4 separate regions of the Homo sapiens genome follow, and all the other regions are linked to region 4. Evidence: chromatin contacts called from ENCODE Hi-C or POLR2A ChIA-PET data. All regions are on one chromosome and are shown on one strand. Each heading gives the region's core, a stretch centred on a gene start or an enhancer-like site at or near the end of the contact. The rest is flanking DNA. Distances are from core to core; before and after follow the strand shown. Region 1 holds the start of LINC02446 (long intergenic non-protein coding RNA 2446). Region 2 holds the start of M6PR (mannose-6-phosphate receptor, cation dependent). Region 3 holds the start of LINC02366 (long intergenic non-protein coding RNA 2366). Region 4 holds the start of CLEC2B (C-type lectin domain family 2 member B).

The links. Hi-C counts contacts between places; a loop is a spot of excess contacts on that map. ChIA-PET counts read pairs that join two places held with the same protein, here RNA polymerase II (POLR2A). Pooled maps may share reads with other maps.
Region 1: POLR2A ChIA-PET joins it to region 4 with 33 read pairs in activated CD8-positive, alpha-beta T cell. The contact joins the promoter of LINC02446 here to the promoter of CLEC2B in region 4. A Hi-C loop is called at or near these places in 4 of 50 pooled maps. POLR2A ChIA-PET finds 5 or more read pairs at or near these places in 3 of 52 experiments (activated CD8-positive, alpha-beta T cell and activated naive CD8-positive, alpha-beta T cell).
Region 2: a loop to region 4 is called in a pooled map, with 7 times the contacts of the local background. The contact joins the promoter of M6PR here to the promoter of CLEC2B in region 4. A Hi-C loop is called at or near these places in 1 of 37 single-sample maps with no recorded cell type and 8 of 50 pooled maps. POLR2A ChIA-PET finds 5 or more read pairs at or near these places in 1 of 52 experiments (CD4-positive, alpha-beta T cell).
Region 3: a loop to region 4 is called in a map of vagina, with 8 times the contacts of the local background. The contact joins the promoter of LINC02366 here to the promoter of CLEC2B in region 4. A Hi-C loop is called at or near these places in 1 of 168 maps with a recorded cell type or tissue (vagina) and 1 of 50 pooled maps. POLR2A ChIA-PET finds 5 or more read pairs at or near these places in 1 of 52 experiments (activated CD4-positive, alpha-beta T cell).

Annotation. Positions count from the first base shown.
Region 1 is chr12:10,549,829-10,555,547 of GRCh38, forward strand. It overlaps LINC02446 (long intergenic non-protein coding RNA 2446), which reads left to right and starts at 3,551. Exons shown (of 3, transcript NR_146456.1): 1 at 3,551-3,688. LOC105369658 (a long non-coding RNA gene) reads right to left here and starts at 1,102. Exons shown (of 3, transcript XR_001749004.1): 1 at 952-1,102; 2 at 659-819. It also overlaps the pseudogene SLC25A39P2.
Region 2 is chr12:8,946,957-8,952,922 of GRCh38, forward strand. M6PR (mannose-6-phosphate receptor, cation dependent) reads right to left here and starts at 2,689. Exons shown (of 7, transcript NM_002355.4): 1 at 2,532-2,689. It also overlaps a transcript of KLRG1 not described here. RefSeq lists enhancers at 1,953-2,858, 2,859-3,763, 3,262-3,391 and a silencer at 3,069-3,283.
Region 3 is chr12:10,747,772-10,753,050 of GRCh38, forward strand. It overlaps LINC02366 (long intergenic non-protein coding RNA 2366), which reads left to right and starts at 2,463. Exons shown (of 7, transcript NR_120463.1): 1 at 2,463-2,529. RefSeq lists a silencer at 2,474-2,523.
Region 4 is chr12:9,868,104-9,873,489 of GRCh38, forward strand. CLEC2B (C-type lectin domain family 2 member B) reads right to left here and starts at 1,251. Exons shown (of 5, transcript NM_005127.3): 1 at 1,102-1,251.

The DNA.
Region 1 (5,719 bases), core at 2,301-4,800, 680 kb after region 4:
CAAGTGATCCTCCCGCCTCAGCCTCCCAAAGTGGTTGGATGACAGGCATGAGCCACCACATCTAGCCCAATTGACCAAATCTTGATGATTCTACCTCCTTAGTGCCTCTCTACTAAAATTCTTTCCTTCCTATACCCATGATCACAATTATATTTTGCATATTTGATTTGTCTCCTGTATTACTTATGAAAGCTTAGATTCTGTAATCATTCACAACCCTGCCGGCCACTGCTGGCCACTCCCCCATGTAGGTGCAATCTCTTCACCTGGAACATTCCTTTATCTTCATCCCCATCAGAGTTATCCTAATCAAAAACAATTTTCTAATTAATCCACTTTCATTTCTGAACCAAGTGTTGAAAGAATACCCTTCTTTGACCTTCCACAACTCCACTTTTATTCCATATAGCATTTATCCAAATCTGTATACTTTCTGTCTTTCTAACTGGACTATGAGACCCTTAAGGGCACTATTTCTCTCTTTTAGCTATGCAACACTAGTATCTATTGTAATGCTTAACATATGGTCTCCTTCAAGAAACATTCATTGAATGAATGAATGAATGATTCATTCAAAAACACTGAGCATCAGTGGCATGACAGACACTATTCTAAGTGATAATGATATTTTAGTGAAGCAAATAGAAAAAAAATGTACCTCATGGAGCTTATTTGGCAATCAGTGTGTGAATAGGTAATAAGGCTGACTGGAAAACAAACTAGTCAGACGAGGAGAGGATTTCAAATGGAGATCAAGTCACATAACACTATTGCTTTCACTCTTACTTTCCTCTTCTCATAATCTTCCAAAAGTAAACTCTGGAGAAAAACATCAGAGGATTTTTCAAATCAAACAAGGAGTCGAATAATACATTATTTTGACAAGAGTTATGTGAATAGAAACCCCAAAATAAAGATCTTACAAAGCCTAAAACATATCCAAATTTATACCTTCTTTAGATCATTCGGGTCTACTGCGTCTCAGTGAATTAGGAGTGATAAGTGCATATTCCACAGGAGATACCTTCTTGTCATTCTCTTCTGAGAAATAAAGTGAAACAAAGATTGAGCCTCGGCCGGGCGCGGTGGCTCACGCCTGTAATCCCAGCACTTTGGGAGGCCGAGGCGGGTGGATCATGAGGTCAGGAGATCGAGACCATCCTGGCTAACAAGGTGAAACCCCGTCTCTACTAAAAATACAAAAAATTAGCCGGGCGCGGTGGCGGGCGCCTGTAGTCCCAGCTACTCGGGAGGCTGAGGCAGGAGAATGGCGTGAACCCGGGAGGCGGAGCTTGCAGTGAGCCGAGATCGCGCCACTGCAGTCCGCAGTCCGGCCTGGGCGACAGAGCGAGACTCCGTCTCAAAAAAAAAAAAAAAAAAAAAAAAAAAAGATTGAGCCTCATCACAATAGTGCGTAGAGATCAGAGGTCAGGGCTCTGTCACACAGGACGGCCTGGAGTTTGTCGTAAGCCAGTGAAGTAGACGGTGGTGGCTGGCAGGTTCATCACCCAGTTATCCTAGCGCCTCACAATCTTCACAAAGGCACCCATGCTGCCAGTGAAGCGCGTCCTGGCGGCACAGCGGATACCATTTGGAGACAGGTGCAGGGGCTCCAGGACACCACTGCGGCACAGGAGGCCCTGCCCCGTGGCTCGGAGGGAGGAGGGCGATTCGGCTTAGGAGAGGTCCAGAGTCTGGAGTGAGGCTTCAGTCCCAGCAGGGCGCTGAGAGCGCAGGCGGACCTTCACCACGTCCAGGGGTGTCCTGGAGATGGAGGTGACGGCTGCCCGAGGCCACCACTTGTTGGAGGAGGCTAACGCCCTCAGGTCCTGCTCAACCGCCTCCTGGCTTCAATCCTGCCTCTAGGCCTGGCTGGCGCGGCGGCGCGCTCGGGCTCACTGCAGGGTCTGCGCATGCTCGCCTCCTGACAAAGCCCACTCTGAGAGCATTGCTGAATTTGATTTGCTGATATTTTGTTTAAAAAGATTATTTCTATTCAGGGAGGATATTCGTCTGCAGTTTTCTTTCCTCAACATGCCTAATTTTTATATTAGAGTAATTCTGGTCTCATCAAATGAGTTGGGAAATGCTCCTTCCTCATCTAATTTCTGGAAGGGTTTAAGTGGGATAGGTGTTACATTGTCCTTATATGTTTGGTAGAATTTACCACGAAAGTGTGGGTTTTCTTTGTGGAAAGGTTTTTTAACTGCAAATTGAATTAGTTTAATAGATATAGAGCTAGTTAGGTTAACTATTCCCTCTTAAGTGGACTGTGGAATTGTGTCTTTCAAGAAATTTGTACACTTTACATGTTATTGAATTAATGAGCAGAAAAATACTTAATATTCACTTATCCTTTAAATATCTGTAGCATCTGTATTACTTTTCCTACTTTTATTCCTGATATTGGTAATTGGTGTCTTCTTACAGTTTTGGGGAATAATCCATTTTGTTGACATGTTAAAAGAATCAGCTTTTGGTTTATTTTTCTCTATTGCCTTTCTATTTTCTATTTCATGGATTTCTGCCCTTATCTTTATTATTTCCTTTCTTCTGTTGGATTTGGAATTAATTTTCCTTATTTTTTAAATTCCAAAGTTGGAATCTTGGATAACTGATTTTAGACCTCTCTTTTCTAAATAGCATTTTATAACTTCCCTCCAAGCAGTACTCCAATAGTAGCAGAAATTTTGCTATGTTGCACGTTTATTTTCATTCAGTTCAAAATATTTGCTAATTTCGACTACAATTCTTCTTTCACCTATGTGTTATTTATAAGTGCATTTTAAAATTTTACCATATTTGGGAATGTTCCAAATATCTTTCTGCTATTGAATTTTTAGATTTATTTGTGGTCAGAGAACATGCTATGTATAATTCATTTTAAACATATGGGCTCTTTTGGCCCAAAATATGGTGTATCCTGGTGACAGTTCTGTGTGCAGTTGAGTATTTTTTTCTATTGTTGAGTGGGGTATTCTATATATGCCAGTTATTTCAATTTGGTTGATGGTGCTCTTCCAGACTTTTTATGTCCTTACTGATTTTTTTCTAAATATTCCAGTAACCACTGAGAGAGGTGTGTTGACATGTTTGACTATAACTGAGGATTTGCCTATTTCTTCTTTCAGTCTTGGCAGTTTTGATGCAGGAGAACATGGTCAGGAGACAGGGAACCTAAGATTGATTCACGCTGACTTCCTAGAACTGAATCAAAAGGAAAACCCCACCTCTCTATACCCAAGTAACAAAAAGATCAGGGGCTACTCCCTTTGCAACATCCCCCACCCCTTTTCTGCATTGAAGACGAAAAATGAAAGTATCTTTCATTGGTTCCCTCCTGAAACCAATCAGACTGATCACAGGCCAAGTCTTCATGTGTAACCTTGTAACTTTACTTCAGCCTCCTATTGGTCACCTTCTGCAACCAATTAGACTGATCACAGGCCACTACTTCATTTACATAAGGTGTAAACCAAGTAACCAATTGGAAACCTCTAGACGGTATTTAAACTCCAGAAAATTCTATAACCAGCCTCTTGAGCTGCTTGCTTGGCCCACTCTCACTCTGTGGAGTGTACATTTGTTTCCATAAATCTGTGCTTTTTTTTTCATTGTTTTGTTTGTGCATTTCATCCAATTGTTTGTTCAAAATGCCAAGAATCTGGACACCCTCCACCAGTAACAGGTAACAGTTTTGGTTCTATGTATCTTCAGATCTGTTATTAGGTATATATACATTTAGAGTTGTATGTCAGCTTATTGCTTTTGATCTCATCAACATTATGTAATATTCTTTATCTCTGTTGTAGTGATTGACAGAATTTTCTTTCAGTATAACAAAAATGCCACTTTATCATCTGATCTGCAAAGTTTCAGATGTGAAATTATAATTCGTATTGTCTCTAAACTCTTGGATGACCTGTTATGTTATTTTTTTACTCTTTTCTTATTTTTGGTAGTTTAGTTGGGATAATTTCTGTTCATCTATCTTCAAGTTCACTTGATTTTTCTTTCCCTATCCTGTGTTCAGTTTTCTAAGAAGTGCATGGAAGGAATTCTTTATTTCTGATATCATAGTTTTATCCTTGGCATTTCCACTTGACTCTTTTTAAAAATATAGTTTTCATCTCTGAAAAATTTCATCATATATCAATGCATGTTTTTAAAATTTCCACTGTTTCTTTGACATATTAAAAAATTATTTTAAGTTTCTCACCAATAATTTCAACATCTTGAACACACATATCTTGAGTTTTATCAGCTAGTATTTTTTTTTGGCAATGGGTCCTTTTCTCACTTTTTGTGTGTTTGTCGCTTATAATTCTATTGAATGGCAAACACTGTATGTCAGGCCAGCATGGCGATACCTCTTCTGTAAATCTGTAAAGTTGAAGTGTTGAGCTAGTTTATGTTTCATTGTTCCTGTGGTCACCTTTAGTACACCACAGACTTCAAATGCTCCCAGTGATGTACTGCCACTACCTTACACTTCGTGCAGGGTCTGGGGAGCGGGAGGTTTTTCTTAGTGTTCTGTTCTGATTTCAGCACGCCCTGCACACCTGCAGTGTGAAGAGGTTCTCTCTCTAAACTGTTGCCCCTCCTCTCTTGTGGCTTGTTACGTGAAAATAACGACAGTGTTGGGAGAAATAGAAATTCTAGTTTATCTTGGCCTATTCTCAGTCTTGGGCAAGGCCCTATGTACCTTGGCCTCAGGAGTGTGGTTTCCTCAGCATTCCTCATCGTCCTCCTCAGCAACCAAGCTCTTCTTGTATCTATGGGGAGTCTTGGGCAGGAAAGAATTTCTCCTCTGCTGGCATAGCAGATCTCTGCCTTGTGTCACTGTGGGATCCTTGACCCCAGAGGGTTTCCTGCTCCTCTCTGTTTGAACATCTTTTTTCTTCTCCCCTTCCTTCAACAGCAGAATGTTTTTGACTAGGATCAGTAATGGGGGAGTTTTCTGCCCCTCTTCAAGCAGTAGACTGTTGTTGTGTGTTGCTTGGTGCAAGGCTTGTGGTGGGAGGTATGGTGGTTTCCTTCTCTTTTCTCTGCTACAAAGAAATTTTGCTTTTAGCTTTCTTTTTGCATCACGTTACGTTCTGTAAGACCAGGAGAAAGAGAGAGGTTTATCCTACCCCTCCCCCAAGGGCAGAGAACTTTTGCTTATACTGCTTCTCTAAAAGCACTCAAACTTTGCCTGATTCCTGGGAGCAGGAGGGTTTGTTGGCCCTCCCTAAGTATCTTAAAGGTTTTGCTTCAAGTGAGAAAAGGCACTGGGAAATGCTGAGGTTTCATGCCTAGACGTCGCCATGGCTAAGGGGCTTTCTCTGGCTCTGCCCTGCCCCAGGCCTTCTAATGAGCTCCCACTTGAGGCCTGTGGAAAAGACCTGGAGACTCCCCTTGCAGCTAGGACTCTCAGTGACACATGAAAGCCCAACTGAGCTTAAGACTTTGTTCAAAATTTAGTGTTTTTATTTTACTTTTATGGCTGCCATCTTTTCCTCTTATGCTCTGCCAAAAATGAAACCGTCTATGAGTCCCATCTCTCCTTAGCGGTGCATGTCCCGCTTGGAGTTCAATTTAAGTGGTTGCCTTGTGACCTCAGCACTCTGATGTCCTCAGATAAAGTTATACTTTTATACATTATCTGAATTTTTCTTGTTGTCAGGTGAGAGCGATTATCTCTGTGGCTTTTTGTTTTCTAAGCACAAGTCCGTAC
Region 2 (5,966 bases), core at 1,439-3,938, 920 kb before region 4:
GGTGCAAAGGTCATTGTGGTTTTGGCAAAAAAACCCCACCAAAACCTAACATTTTCTTTTCTCTTATCCATCTTCATACCCAGGACAGACTGACTTACCCTTGCAAAACACTTTACTCTGGTATCTGTTAATGATCCCTCAGGCCATTGCTACTTGTTTATTCCAAGAGTATCACGGACAATTTCCTGATTTAACTCTTCTAAACTTTTCTCACTTACAAAAAACGCTGCAAGTCTGGACTTTGGTTTGAATATTCTTTAAAGTTCTCTAGTTCTTTTTCATGCGGGTCCACTTACTCCACCTCATTTTTAAAATATAAAACTTGAAACAGGCAGAATTTTCATGGGTACTAATGAGTTTGAAGATGGGAAAATGGAAGCTCCAACCTTGGCCGTGAATGCACTTTCCCCATTCCCCTAAACAACCTAACATCTGACCTTCCACTTCCCACACCCCACTAAAGCAAAAAATCCCGGGAAATTGTCTACCTGACTTCCTGTACCCCAAACATCAATTCTCTACTGTAATATTATGGTAGTTTCCATAGAATAATCATAGCTAACCAAGAGGTCCAAGGCCCTCATAACACATTTAATGCACTGAAACCACACAACAGCAGGAAACAACAGACTACTGCCTTGGGCCAGGTGCTGTTCAAAGCACTTAACATATATTAATTAACTAATTAATCCTCACAACCTTATGAGTAAATACAATTATTGTTGCTATTTTACCAGTAAGAAAACTGAGACACAGCTAGTGGAGTGAGCCAGAGAGTCTAGCTCCAGAGCTCATGGTCTGTGTTGAACAACTACATGTATATTTCCACTATGTGCATAACAATTTTTTGGAGATGAGAGTAGACAGCCAAAACTGTGGGTTTTTTTTTTTTTCTACTAAGAAGTGAAGGGGAAGTGATTCCTCACACAGTTGACTGAATAGGAGGTGAAATAAAGAACTCAGACCTCCAACTCCCACCTTCCCTAAGTTAACCCACTGCTCAACACACAACTTGACCAGCTGACTCACTAAAAAGAAATAGGAGACTCCTTCTTCTAGACTGACTTAGCCTGCCATTTTCCTTTCCAGTCTCTCAGGACCTAATTAAAAACTGACAGTTGATTTCTTTTCCTAAATTAGAACAAGGAATCTCACAAAATTAGGAAGGGATGAAAGGTTAAACACCTCAGCCATTAGCTGAGTTGAACTATCTTTCATTTGCTTATTATTCAAAAAGTTAGGATAATAAATTTATACTGTATTCTTCTTTCCTGCTTAAGGCTTGTCTTTAAATTTAAGCTGCTTCTCTTTAATTCAGTGGCATATGCGCTAAATGTTTTCCCTAGATTATGTTCATTCATCTTCACAACCCAGAAAATAGGTATAATTTTTCATACTTCACAGATGAGAAAACTGATGCTTTACAGAATTACTTGTTAAATTACTTGCTGTACATTACACAGATATTAAATGTGTGTGAAGTTACTGGGGCAATTTAGACGATTCGTGGCATAAAGATAACTGCTGGAAAACTTATAAACATAGGGGTGCAACAATCAGGAAGAGAATGAAATGGAAGGGCCCAGTAGCCCCCTTTTAATATGCTACAATTAGATTCTCAAGGTACAAGAGTTTGTCTATATACTTTGGAAATAAGGAGCAGGATTTTATGATCTTGAAAAATCTTTCAGTTTTCTTATTCTCTAACGACAGATCTATTTTATTTGGCAATGCTAAAAATTATCCTTTATTAGGGTGGCCAATGACTAAGCCAGCAACTGGGAAGCAGCTTACACCACTGGGCCTCTGTAGCACTCACTTCCCCATCTGTTAAGACAGCCATGGCCATTTACCAGTGGAATTTCTACTGTCTTCCCGCTGGCTCCTTTCTGATGTAGCAGTCCTTATCCCTTTTTCTCCAGCAGCCTACATGTTTAGAAAAGCAGCCTCAATTGGCTAAAAGGCCTAATGCTGAAAGAACTCAAGAGAGAAGGAGCCTCAGACAAGTAGCGGCTATGTCCCAAGAGCGGAAGCTCCCCACAACGAGGAACACAAGATAATCCGTCCATCAGCCATTCTTATCCACACCACAGTCGCATCCCCCTCAAAGCTCTCCCAGGGTGCCAGAAATTCTCGCTCTGTCTAGTGTCCCGACTTTCCAAGCGCTTGTAGCCATACCCTCTCCAAATGATGCCACTTGACCTCCCACCGTGATGCAGGCCAAAATTCCTCCTACAAATAAATCCACCAACACCTCCAACGGACTCCATACTTGGGGTATTTTCCTTTCCCTGCTTTCTAAATATCGTAAATCCCCTCTCTGGTCTTGGAAGTCCTTTCTCCCTCACACCTTTCGGAACTCCGTGACTCTCCGCTCTCATGCCTCCGCCTCCATTCTACCCTTAGGGCTCCTCAGCCAGATCTTTGGCTAGAACCATGGTCAAGGGAGAATGCGATTCCGGCTCCTGTCACAGACGCTTAAGTGTGAGCGCAACCCAGCCCGCCTCCTCCTCCACGCCCCTCACACTCACGTGTCGTGGGAAACTGGAGTAGCCAAAGCTCAGAATCCCCAGTGAATACCCTTCTGGGGATGGGAGACGGGGCCAGCTAGGGGCCGGCCGCAGACCCCGGTCCCAGAGCTAGTTTCAGAGGCCAGCGTTCCCCCTAGCGCCTCGCTGTGCCCCACTCTGGGAACCGGAAACAGGAAGCGCCAAGAGGCCGCTGGGCAACCGCTCCTCCCACCAGACCCCGCGGCATGTGACCATAGAACCATTTCGCCCCTTTCCCCTTCCCGGGCTCCCTGATAATCTTAAACTCTGATTGGCCAGTATTCTGGGACTTTAGCTCCGCCCTCGTTCCATCAGCTCCAATCACTATCGAGGTTGTCGTTTCGCCTTTTCTGGTTGCCTTTCTTTCAATGGGGTCCCAGAGTCCCGCTTCCAGGGCCTCTCGGCTCGCGCACCCCGGTCACGCGGGGTCACGCGCCTGACCGCTCCCGGGTAGGGTTCGAGTGAAGAGGGTGAGAGGGGCAGGTGGCGGAAGCGGAAGTTACGCAGGCAGCTCGCCCTCGGGCTCCGCGGGAGTTGTAGTTCTCACGCTAGGTCTCCTCCGGGCGCTTCCCTAGCCCGTTCGCCGCCTGAGAGGGACGCTGTTCCGCCGCGTGGAAGCTTCGAGTCTCGACTCCACTGTTGACCCCTAGACGAGAGTAGTGCAGCGACGGGGCCGTGATGTGCGTCCTGGCTTTCTTAACGACACCTCTCCTCTGTATTTCCTTTTTCCAGTTGAGTACCTTGGGGTGAATTATTATTGTTACTGTTATCTCTGTCGTTCCTTACTGCTTCGTGGTATTTTGCTTGATAAGCATGCTCTGCAACCACCTCTGTTCGCCAGAGGTTACTTCTGCAAAGTAGGAAGAAACGAGCAATACGATGGTAATCTTTGCGCCTTTGCTAAGATCTTTTGTAGGTTCCTTATGTCTTACTAGCCACTTGTTGAAGTCCTGCTCATTCTTAAACTCTGTTCAGATGTTATTTTTCCTGTAACTTCGTGCATTCACTCTCTTCAGAATTAACAATTTCTTCCTGTGGACCCTCGCTTGTGGCTTGTACCTGGCTTTAGCATGTTTTCATTCCGCTTCCACTCTTACGTTGCTTCTATGTGTGCCTCTCTGGCTCTATGCAGGTGCCTGGATTTTTGATTCTTACCCCTCTCATTAGAACTACTACAGTGTTTTGAGTCTAATAATAATAAAAGCTAACGGATGCATATCTCGGTGGTGCCCGGCACTTTTGTAAGTGCTTTAAACGATAGTTAATTCACTTGGTCTTCACACCAACCTTATGAGGAAGTATCTTATCCCAAGTTTACAGATGAGTAAATTAAAGCAGATAGAAGCTAAGTAACACCGTGGGTCCCAAGCTATTAAGTTATGGAGCCAGTATTTAAATAGTCTCCATAATCCATGCTCTCAAGCACTACGCTTTACCGACTGTATGCCATTCTGCATTTCTTTGTTTATTAGTAATACATTCAGTTCAGGCTAGGTAGTAATCATATCTGGGTTGGATGTTGCCCCAATAAAAAAAAAAATTAAATTTTTTTCTTCCTGAAAATGAAAGTAATTTGTGATCAGATAACACAGAAAACAACAAAACAAAAATCATACATAAACTCACCAGGAGGGTGTGTATTTCCTTCATGAATATATGTTGTTTCCTTTTTTCAAAAATGTATCAGTCCCACACTGTGGCTCATGCCCGTAATCCCAGCACTTTGGGATTCCGGGGCAGAAGGATCACTTGAGGTCAGGAATTCAAGACTAGCCTGGGCAACATAGTGAGACCCCTTCTTTCAAAAAAAAAAATCAGCTGGGCTTGGTGGTGCACACCTGTAGTCCCAGCTGCTTGGGAGCCTGAGGCTGGAAGATTGCTTGAGCCTGGGAGTTGGAGGCTGCAGTGAGCTATGGTCTTGCCACTACCCTCCAGCCTTGGTGATAGAGTGAGAACCTATCTCAAAAAGATATGTATGTATCAAATATTTTTCCATATCCTTGACTTTACAAATAAACTTTTTAATAGCATAATATTTAGTTCTATGCATTGCTACTTAACCAATGACATTAATGTTGAGCATTTAAGTTATTTCTACTGACTTATTTTTTATCAAGTAACTCAACACAGCTTTACTGAGCAATTACTATGTGCCAAAACCACAGAATATATAATATAGATCTTGGGGATACAGCAGAGAAAAAAGACAAAAATCCCTGTTACAATCCGTTCTAGAATTGATGTTCCTTTGTTGGTTAATTCAAGTTTTGATTTCAGAAATCTTACCTCTTGGTGACTGCCTAGAGTGGCATTGGGCTGGAGGGGAGGAACTGTTCATGTTGGAAATGGGGAATGGGCCAAAAATGCAATTGAGTAGGTTGATTAACTTGTCTGCTGTCAGAGTGGAAGCAGGGGTAGTTTCCCTTTCCGACCAGAGGCAAACAACCTGGGTCACTTCCTTGCTTCTCAGACCTCAGTGCCCTTTCTGGGTGCTTTCTGTGTTAGAATTCTCACCTCTGAGAACTGAGCTCAAGGTTCTTGCTGGGGCAAAAATTGAAATGAGCAGAATTTTTTTTTGTTTGTTTGTTTGCATTTCTGGCCTGCCTCCTTTCTTAGCCTCATTATTAACAAGCACACTCCCCACAATAAACCTACACCCACACTGCCTTCTCTCACACAAGGTAAATTGTTCACCTTGTTTAGAAAGCAGTTCTAGGATTGTTGGTCTGAAATCAAATGGGAAGGATGCCTCCTGTTCTGTATAATCATAAGAGAGGAAGGTAATTAACAGTCCTAGAACCTCAGCTTCCCAAGTAGCTGGGACCACAGGCGCAAGCCACCATGCCCAGCTAATCTTTGTATTTTTTGTAGAGACAGGGTCTCACATTTTTGCCCAGGCTTGTCTTGAACTCCTAAACTCAAATAATCTGCCTGCCTCAGCCTCCCAAAATGCTGGGATTACAGGTGTGAGCCACTGAGCCCGGCTCAGATGCTTTTCAAAATGATCATGTTTTCCATATTTCAAGGACTAAATATAGTTTTTGGTAACTTTCAATTTTAATATATTTATCATTTATAGAGAAGATGCAAGGATAATACAAAGAACTCTGGTACACATTTTACCTAAATTCATCTTTTTCCCCTCCATATACATTAGTTTATTTTGAACAGGTTGAGAGTAAACTTCCATTACCATTAAATATATCAGTGTGTATTTCCTAGAAACAAGGACATCCTCTCATCAAAATCAGGAACTACAGTATTAATACAATATTACCAAATCCATAGTCTGTATTCAAAATTTTATCACGTTTCAATAGATGCTATGTATAGTTACTTCCGATTTCCCAACAATCACAGGAGCCAAGCCAGAGTCACACATTGTAATTAGTTGTCATTGATCTTACTTGACTTTGA
Region 3 (5,279 bases), core at 1,213-3,712, 880 kb after region 4:
TCAGACAGGGACGTTTAAGTCTGCAAAGTTTCTGCTGCCTTTTGTTCATCTATGCACTGCCCCTGGAGGTGGAGTCTACAGAGGCAGGCAAGCCTCGTTGAGCTGAGGTGGGCTCCGCCTAGTTCGAGCTTCCCAGCTGCTTTGTTTACCTACTCAAGCCTCAGCAATGGCGGACACCCCTCTACCAGCCAGGCTGCCGCCTTGCCATTCAATCTTGGACAGCTGTGCTAGCAGTGAGCAAGGCTCCGTGGCCGTGGGACCCACTGAGCCAGGCACGGGATATAATCTCCTGGTATGCCATTTGCTAGGACTGTTGGAAAAGCACAGTATTCGGGTGGCAATGTCCCGATTTTCCAGGTACAGTCTGTCACGGCTTCCCTTGGCTAGGAAAGGGAATTCCCTGACTCCTTGCACTTCCCACGTGAGGCAATGCCCCGCCCTGCTTCGGCTCACCCTCCATGGGCTGCACCCACTGTCCAACCAGTCCCAGTGAGATGAACCAGGTACCTCAGTTGGAAATGCAGAAATCACCTGTCTTCTGTGTCGATCATGCTAGGAGCTGCGGACTGGAGCTGTTCCTATTCAGCTATCTTTGGATAAAGTCTTGCTCTGTCACCCAGGCTGTAGTGCAGTGGCACAATCATGGCTCACTGCAGCCTCAGCCTCCTGGGCTCAAGCAGTCTTTCCACCTCAGCCTCCAAAAATGCTGGAATTACAGGCATGAGCCACCTTGCCTGGCCCTGCTTTATTATGTGAGGACTGTTTTCCAGGAAAAAAGTACTCGTCGCAAATGGTAACATATATCAGTGACTCCATCTTGGGTCGCACTGTGTCTCCTAGGCTGGAACGCAGCGTAATGATCATAGCTCACTGCAGCCGTGAACTCTTGGGCTCAAACAAATCATTTCACCTCAGCCTCCCATGTAGTTATGTCTACAAGCTTGTGCCATTGCACCTGGCTAGTTTTTAATTTTTTTGTAGAGACAGGGTCTCGCTATGTTGCCCAGGCTGGTCTCCAACTGGTCTCCTGGATTCACAGTGATCCACCTGCCTCAGCCTCCCAAAGTGTTGGGATTATAGGCTCCACCCAGCAAGGTACATTTAAAAAAAAATTTATTCTAAAAATAGTCAGACTGAGGTATAGATGGAAATATGAATTCAGAATATTATAATTTTGGCCTATCTTTAAATATTTGGAAAAACTGTTAAAATCTGTATCCCAAATTATGGTTTTATGAGTGTTATTACCATAGATACAGGGGGAAATGTGGACATGCCAAATGGTTTAGAATTTCATCCTGATCATCCAGGAAATGAATTATTTCTTTTTAACTTCTCAAAAAGACATTTAGCCAGTCATAACATATGTCTCCTGGGGTGTCTGTGTTTTTCAGTACATACTGCTTTGATAATCATCACCCTTGTTTATGTTTAGCTGCTTGACAGCTGTTGCCAGGCCATATTGAATTCTCTTTCTCAGAGGTTAGGAGCCAAAATTCACAGATATAAGTCAGTCTCTGATAGTCACTTAAGCTGAGGATGTGGGAATTCAGGAGCTGTCGGGTCTAGAGAGGAGAAAGTCAGCCAATAGAAAGAGGCAATAGTCCAAAGATATCAAGAAAACCATGGACTAGAGAATGTGGAAAGAAAAAAGTTTGAACAACTGTGTAATTCTTATAGTTTTCCAGTTGTTGATTCTAATCTCCTGTATCACTTAAAGAAACTTCTTGTTTTCTTTGAAATGACCCGTAATTACACTGAAAAGCCATCTTTTTCCTCCCTTTAACTCAATTTGAAGAGAATTCTGTTATTTCTAATTCAACACACCTTAACGTGACATTCAATGAAGAAATGTTCCTGCCCCATTTAAGCATTAGGGAAGAAAAGTCAGTGACCCTGATATAAACACTAAAATTGAAACTGCTGTAGCTATACAATCATTATTTAATAGTGGCTTAAAGAGTTACTAATATTATCCTGTGCTAAAGATGAATAGAATCTTTTAAGGCTTCTTTTCAGTTATGAAAAAAATGGCAAAATTTCTCCTTTCTATATCAGTGAGGAAGATGGTTAGGAAGAAAGGCCACTTTGTGTTAGTCAAACAGGCTTTCTTCAGAGCTGTCAGCGGGCTGTGATGAAAGAACCATGACACTGACCCTAGACTAAGGTTTGAATTCCGCCGAGGTCACTCACTACCTCAGTTACCTTGGATAATTTACTTGATTTCTCCCTTTCTAGTTCTTTTTCTGTAAAATGAGGAAGAGAATGGTAAAGTCTCCTTTGCATTACTGTGAGGATTGCCAAAGGTCTGGATCACAGTTGGTTCTCCCGTGGGAATCATTGCCATCACCGTCATTGCCTTGTGTACGGCCTTCACGCGTTTCGCCAGCTTCTGTGTCATTGGTGACATCATAAAATCAGGGAAAGGGAAATCTGTAAACACTGGCCGTTGAAGAATACGGTTTCTGAGAATTTCCACTCTGAATTCACATTCCGTTCAGTGTTATCGCCACCCTGTGGATTTCTTGGGTAATGAAACTCAGACCGGGAAATGAAAACGGGGATTTTCAGTAAATCGGTTCCAGTAAATCTCTGCTGCTCTTGTGGGCGCCCTCTTTTGAGCACCGGAGGAATGAGCACCGTTCTTCATTCTTTTGGTTTTGTAAAGTTGTAGAGCTGCGTTCATAAGTGAGATCATTAATTAATCTGCCCTTCTCCGTAGACCTTCCTCCTCCCCAATTTTCAATATAAAAACTGATTCCCAGGTAGCTTTAATTTCAAAACTGGTCAGTGGTAAATTTAGGAAGAGAATTTAAGGTCTCCTGACTTCCAATCAAACATAGTTCCCACTTGCCCAATTGGATAATAGATGTTTGTTTTTACAATTAGCTAATTATTTCTCAGTATTTACTTATTTTATAAGTAGTACATAATTAATCAATTGACCAACTGGCCTTATGGCACTGTGTTTACATGTGATCCTGCCCCTTTCTAGTCTATTTTCTGGAGGTTGTCAATCATCTTCCTTTAGAAGTATTTTCTGCCATTCTTTTTTGTGGAAGTATTGCGTGATTGTCCAAAGGCCTGTCCCTATTTGCGGAGACTCCTTGAGAATGTCCACCTTTGTGTATTTCTCCTACTTCCTGAAATATCCCTTCATTTCTCAGAAACTGTGCAAATCTTACTTCCTCTAAGCCCAATTTAAGTCCTGCTTGCTTCTGAGCCTTTCAGGCCATAGTAACTCTTGCTGTTCTTTCTGAGGCTCATATCATTGACATATATGAATTATTTTAATGTCTTAATTGGATTACTAAGAGCACTCCAATTCCCAACACATACATGATTAATACTTATTTCTGGATCCATCGTGGGCATCCCTGTTTTCTCTTCCCCTTTCTATCATATTTCTATCTTCCCAAACAAGCAGAAAAAAAAATCTATGGCCTATTTTAGGTAGTGGCAGATTATTGTGTTTTGTTTCTACAGGTGTTTACTTGTGGCAACCTGTTTCCTCACTGTGCATGTGTGTGCATCCTAAGTACGTGTGTGTTTAATTCCCCTATAACCTTCTGCTGGGAGGATTTTATCTATAAGTATTCCTTGGGATCTGTGTGGAAGTTGCTTTCCTCTACAGGAAAGGTTTTCCTTTGCATCTTACATGCAAACTGAAGGTATCACTTTAAAATAAATTTTCAGGTTGAAGTTTTGGGGACTAAATGTTGCAAACATGTTTGAAGGCTGGCTTATGGTTATGAATTCTTAATGGCAATGATTTTCCCTCTCTCCCCTCATTTCCGAGGTTGAAACCTTTAATACATTTGTTGTTCCCTTTTTGTTGGCTTGTTTGTTTGCTTGTAGCTCTCCATCACAACCAGGGTGTAGTTTTATTGTATCCGAGGTGCATGTGTGCTGGAGGAGTTTCTATGAATTAGTCTCCAATTTGACGAATGTTTGTTCATTAGTCCAACTTGAATGTGGACTTTGTGGCTGTCCTTTGTCCTCATGTGCTATATCAATGAAGGCTCAGATTATCCTTGATTTACATATACCCTTAGGACAGGACCAAATTTCAGGCTTTACTTCCCTCCTGGATTTTTGCTTTCTATTTATTTTTGTTAAATCTATGAACATTTCCTTTTATTTTTACCAGATCAGCCACGCATTTAACCGTATTTTTTCATGTTACAGCTAGAATCTTAAATTCTTTGAGTTGAGATCGTTGTCCTTGAAGTACACAGTGATCACTCATTGAAACTTTTAGATTAATTTTAGGATCAGTTTGTAAATTTCATGGAACAATTCTGTTACGATTTTAGATTAGAATTTCACTAAATTTGGAGGATTCCAGGGGAATTAATATCTTTACAATACTCTTGCTTCTCATTCTTGAAAATAACTTATCATTTCACTTATTTATGTCCTTATGCCCTTCAGTAATGTTTATGTTTTTTCCTTTGAATATCTTTTGCTGCTGTTTTGTAAACAGGTTTTTTTTTAACTTCCATTTTTTATTTGTCACTGTTGTATAACTAGCTAATACTTACATAGTACTTACTACGTGGCAGAAATCATTTTAAATCCTTTAGTAATCTTTTACCTGGTGAACTTGTTTATTGATTTAAATGGTCTGTCATTTGGTTTCTCTTGAATTTTCAATGAAGGCAACTATATTATCAATAGTCATTGACTCTTTTGTCAATTTCTTTTCAGTACCTGTGCTCTTTATATAATTATTCATTCTTTTTTTCTTATTATTTGTCTATTTGGTGCCTCTCTTTAATGATATTGTCCTGCACTGTGTGGGTTGTCACTCTTGATTGCAGTTTTATATTTGCATTTGAGAATTTCTCTTCCCCTGCTTACAATGATCGAATGAAGACAGTTGGAATCTAAAGGATAGAAATCTGACAGGATTGAACTGACGAAGAAAATCTGGGTCCAAAGATAGAAATCAGATAAGATGGCTATGGGTGAGATTTGTTCTGTAGAAATATATACAAACACACACATGCACATATATGTAAAAGTATTGTCAAACCATTTGCAGTGGTGGCTCAACCTGATGGTTCAGAGGTTCCAGACAATACAAAACGTGTTGGGAAAATAGTGTTGAAAGATAGATACTTCCATCTCTCATGGAGCTTATATCAGAAGAGGAATCAAATGTTAGAAAAAAAAGATTATACTAAAACAAAGTCATAATCATTGTACTAAGGCCATTAAAGCAATAAATCATTTAGCAATGCACTGCTCAAAAGCATCAAGTTTAATTCCTCTTC
Region 4 (5,386 bases), core at 1-2,500:
ATACTGAATATATTATTCAGTAACTTTTAAAATATATTCATATGTAATATGATATATAATATTGTATTATATAATGTATTTATATACAAATGTATAAATTTATACAATTGATTGAAAGTAGAAAATAACACTGGTTTTACTAGTGGCTGGAAGGCCTTCTTAAAACTTTTGATTAAAATGATATTTTATGCTACCATCAAATATTGATCTCATTCCCCGCAAACCTGTTTTATCTAACTTTAGGCAGAATTATAAAACCGGTTAAAATACGGGAGGAAGGATAAAGTGTGCATTCTATTGTACCACAGCAATAATTTTTTTGACCGTAGCATACGCTGGTAGGTTGACATTTAGTTAAACGGGAAATGCTTAAAGCTCATCACAGTCCCTAAATCTCTAAATCATAGATCGTTGTATTGAATGCATTTAGTTTCAGCCTTTTCTCTTTCAAATATTTTGACATAAATAAACCCTGTTGAAATCTCAAAGATGTAGCTTGGATCTTATATATTCCGAACTTGCTATTTAATAAATCCAATGTTACCAGGTTGTTTCATAGTGTATTTTTTAGAACATTTTCTTTCCTTATCCTTCTTAGGGTTGGTAAAGACATCTCCATGGATATCGGAGTACTAGCAATTCCTTAGTAAGAGTAGGAAAGGGATATATTCTTTCCGTTAAGTACTCCTAAAGCCCGGAGTATCTTTACACCATCCAATAAAGCAATCTTTAAAAATATTAGAACTATTGGCTAAATTTATCATATTATGTATGCATTCTGAGAACTGTATGAGTATCTGGATCATATCTATCATCTTCTCAAGTATTTGTTTTATAAAATACTTAGTAAAAATGAAACTAAATCTTGAGCAGTTTTAAGTCATGGTTAATCCTTCTCCATTGTAATTCAAATAATGTAAAGTAAGTCTGAATTTATTAGGACAAAACAGTCATATGCAAATCTCAATCTTGTTATAAGAAGGAATTTTCTAGTTTCACAAAAGAAACCACAAAATTTAATTCTTTTCTCGAAGGCTTTAACATTCTGCATCACAATTTCAATAAATAACGGTCATTCTAAACAAACAAAAATGTTCTTACCGTGCTTCTTTTAATCAGCGTTTTGATTTTCTGCTAGCAGCTTTGTGTCATGTCTTGCAGAAACTCTCTTCAAAGTTGTAACTTTATTTAACTTTAATATAAAAATGTTACTCTTGTTTTTACAGCACAGCTCCAAACTAGAGGTATACCACTTTTGAAGAGTAACTCAAAGTATAAATAGCATTTTGCAAACTGGAAGTAACCATGTGACTATCTATTAGTCATACTGTTGTTTATTACAATTTTCTTCTCGTCAAAAAAGAAAGCTTGCCAAGGAGGAAGGAAGTTTGTGATATAACAATTTAAAGCTGAAGAATAAACACATATTTTCTTACTTTCTCAACTGGGATTCTCATCTGAACCACAGAACACGAAATTGCTCAAGTGGCTGTTTTTCTGATTCATCCAGGAGTGGTACTTAACCACGTATCCTTCCAGAACTGTAGGAGAGGCTGATACTAATTAATTCAACAGCATTCTTTAGGACATTACTGCTTTCTTATCCTGTGTTAAGAAAGATCACCTTAAAAGCGATAGAATCAAAGAAAAAGCAATGGTTTAAACTTTGGCTACTGAAAGAAAAACAAAAACTATTATCTCTCTCTCAAAGACAAATGCGTGCAAAGTCACACGTGTGGGTGTGAGCACACACACAAACACACACAAAGACACACAGAGGGAAAAAAGAAAACGAAAGTAACAAAGTGCCCAGAACGTTATCATCAGCATACAAGATGACACCATTATGCTTTTGCTAAGTTACCAGGCCACAATTTTGTCTTCAAATCTGCTCTAATCAGTTTCCCAGTGATTTTGTATTACCCCTCAACAAATATATTAGGGAGGAAACTGAGGAGAAGAAGCCAGTGTCCCGCAAGCGGCTTCGGGATTAACACTGCATTTGTTCTGAGAGAGAAACTTGAAGAGGAAAAGCAAATGAGAATAGAGAAGAAACTGTAGTACAAAGGAATTAAAACAAAGAAAATATGAAGAGAATAAGAAATACAGGTTTAATCATTTCTGGGCAGAAGGAAAGGACAGATAACAAAATTGCTCTTTTCATTTTTGGACAGAAAAAAAAGACAGAAAATTCATGAGGAAATGAATATATTCTACCTTTGTTGTTAACAAAAGATTGTATCCAAAGAACTATTAGAAAAGCATGTATAGAAAAATATAGAGATTACTCAAGTATGGTTGAGTGAAATTTAGTTTTGTTCCAAAAAGGAAAACAGTCAAGATACAACAGTTAAGATATAAAACATTTTCAACACAGGGAAATGTTCCCCGCTGTTGCTTTGCAGTTCATCCTCACCCCTGAAGCCAGGCAGCAGCCAACTTACTGTCAATAAACATGAGCTTTGCTGGTTTTAGAAATTCCTGTTAAGCAGAATGATACAGTTGGCAATTCTTGTAAGTCTGATGTCTTTCACTGAGCATAATGTTTTTGAGTTTTATCCATGTTTTTGCACAGATCAGCAGTTAATTTCTTTTTATTACTGAGTAGTATTTCATTGTACAGACATAAAATATTTTTATCTATTTTATAATAAAATGTATCCATTATGACATTGAGCTTTTTCCACTTCTTGGATATCATAAGGTCAAAATAAACATTTATGCAAAAGTTTTTCTATTGACACGTTTTTTAATCTTTTGAAGAAATACCTGGATGTGAAACTGCTAGGTTACATAGAAAATGTATGTTTTATTTTATAAATGTATTTTTTTCCAAAAAGTTGTGCCATTCCCAACATGAATATTGGATGGTTCTATTTGCTCCACATAAATAGCAATATTAGATATGCCCAATCTTTTTCAATTTAACCATTCTAGTAGGCGTGTAGTAGAATCTAAATGTGATTTTAATTTGTACATCTCTGATGTTATATTGAGCATTTACTCACGTGCGTATTGGTAACTCATATATCTTTTTTCAATGACCTATTTAAATATTTTTCCCATTTTTATGGATTTATTTGTTTCCTTATGGTGATTTTTAAGATTTTATATATATGTAAATATATATGTAGAGAAACATACACATAAAAATGTGTATATAAATAAGTAAAATGGGTTGCAACATAATATAGAAAAATTCCATTTTTAGATAAATGTATTAAAAATACTTTCCATCATTTGTATAGTGACTTTTCACAATTTTTTTTCTCAAAAATTTTAAAAATCTAGAAGCTTCTAAACGTTGGACTCTCTAATCCTAACAAAGTTACATGTTCTCCCTTGTCGAGGTCATGCCTTTTTCCTTAAAGAAAATATTGTGCCCTTCACACCCTCCTTACAGGAATCCCTCCCTTACTTGCCTTTCTTAGTTATTGGTCATAAGGCCAATAACTAAGGTTATGTGCTAAGCTTATAAGGGAGAGAAAGGGCTATACTCAGAATGAATTTGGACCTAACCAATATATAATAACAACAGCTTGGAGTGTACACAATGGGATTGGATTCTGAGGGTGCTAGATCATGAGAGAAACATAAAGCTGGATAAGGGAGATTTTATCAACATTAGGGCATTCAGTTGCAATACAGAATTTAATAACTTGGAAAAATACTGTGAACAGTGCTGACATACTGCTGAAATAACTCCAAGAAGATTGGAGAAAGCAATGGCTCACGCTGAGTAGAGTAACATTCCAGAATTCCCATGGCAGGTAGCTGAAGAAAAGATAAAAATGCTTAGAGAAGTGGGCATGCTACAGTGGATAAACTAGATAAGGACAGGAAACCCACCAACTGACTATGTTCTATGGGATGATATAATGGGCACCTTATTTACCAAAGCAGTAAGGAAGGCGCTGGTGGAAGAACTTAAGTCCTACATAAACATCACTGAGAAGCTTAGCATAGTTCTTCTCTACATGCCAAAGATTACAGTGGGAGATGTTCCCACAGAACTGAATTCAGAGAGAGTATTGGGACAGGGTTTGAAGTAGGAAACGCCAAGTGTCAGAGTGCCACTCTGAAACAAGCTGGGGCCAATTATAGTAATGAGGGTCAAATTGCAATAGCAGCCAGGATTACTGACATATAGAGCCATAGCAATGTCAGATAGAGCTCAATGTTCACAGAAGTAATATAGAGAGCCAAAAAGGGTGCTTCCACTTCTGTGCTGTCCTTTAACAACTGGTGGAACAGAGAAAAACACACACATAACAAGCTCTGGTTTGTAACACCAGCTGATTTCCGTGATGTAATTATTCCCACCATTGCTGATTTCAAGGTACCCAGGTGACATCACTGAACACACAGAGTTGGAAATAAATATGCAGTAGTACAGCATTACGTATTATTTTCACTATACGGATGTAACAGATGTTAATAATTTCATGCATGGATAATAGCAAAATCTTCTAAAAATCATCACAAATTGATGAGTTCTAAGTATTTATTTTATTAGCTTGGCATTAGGGCCACAATGACTCCAAATGTCATGACCCAGGTTAGGTTCCAGCCCATGCTGAGGTCTGAGGGGAGTGGGTGGATGGGCGATAGCTGAAAGAACACTTGGGGGCCCTAAGCAGGTGAAATGTAGTTTTATTTACCAACAGCGACTCTCTCACACTGTCTGCCTTTATCTCCGCTGTCTGCTCTGGCTCTGGGACTCCTGCCGCCGCCACGCCTGCAGCAGCACGCCCTGGCCTGCAAGGCCAGCTCTGTCAGGATTAGCAGCTTAACTCTTTCCCTCTGGGCACAAGCTCGTTCCTGGTTCCCCTCTGCCTGCCTTCAAGGCGACTGGCTCTCCCTTACAAGGGTCAATAGTGCTACTCTCTTTCTGGGCACCAGTGCGAGCCATGTCATGCCATGCCACGCCATGCTGAGCCAAGGCAAGCCCAAGAGCGCCTGTACAGCATCAGCAGGGCAGTTATACCTTTTCCAAACAATAGTGGATTTGAGCCAAGTATGAGCTTACACAAACAGGTTATATAACAAGTGGAGTTATATGCCTGCACTCCAAACTCATTAAGTCACTATGGCCTGGATGTCTGCCTCAGCCTACTTCTTGACCAAAGCACATTTATGCACCTTACTGTTGGTGCAAAAGTTACTTTAGATAATTTTTAAAAATAATGATGTTTAACAATTGGCTCGAGAACCCTTGAAAATTTAACAGTCAGCTGTATACCACTGACTTTGCTGGACATGTACAACGGGAAAGAAATCAAGGGTGGATTACTAGTAGGCTAAGGGCAACCATGTACTCAAAACGTATAAACTATTACCCTAATCTAGTTTGGCCCAAGCCAGTTTTCTGACAGAGGACCCAATA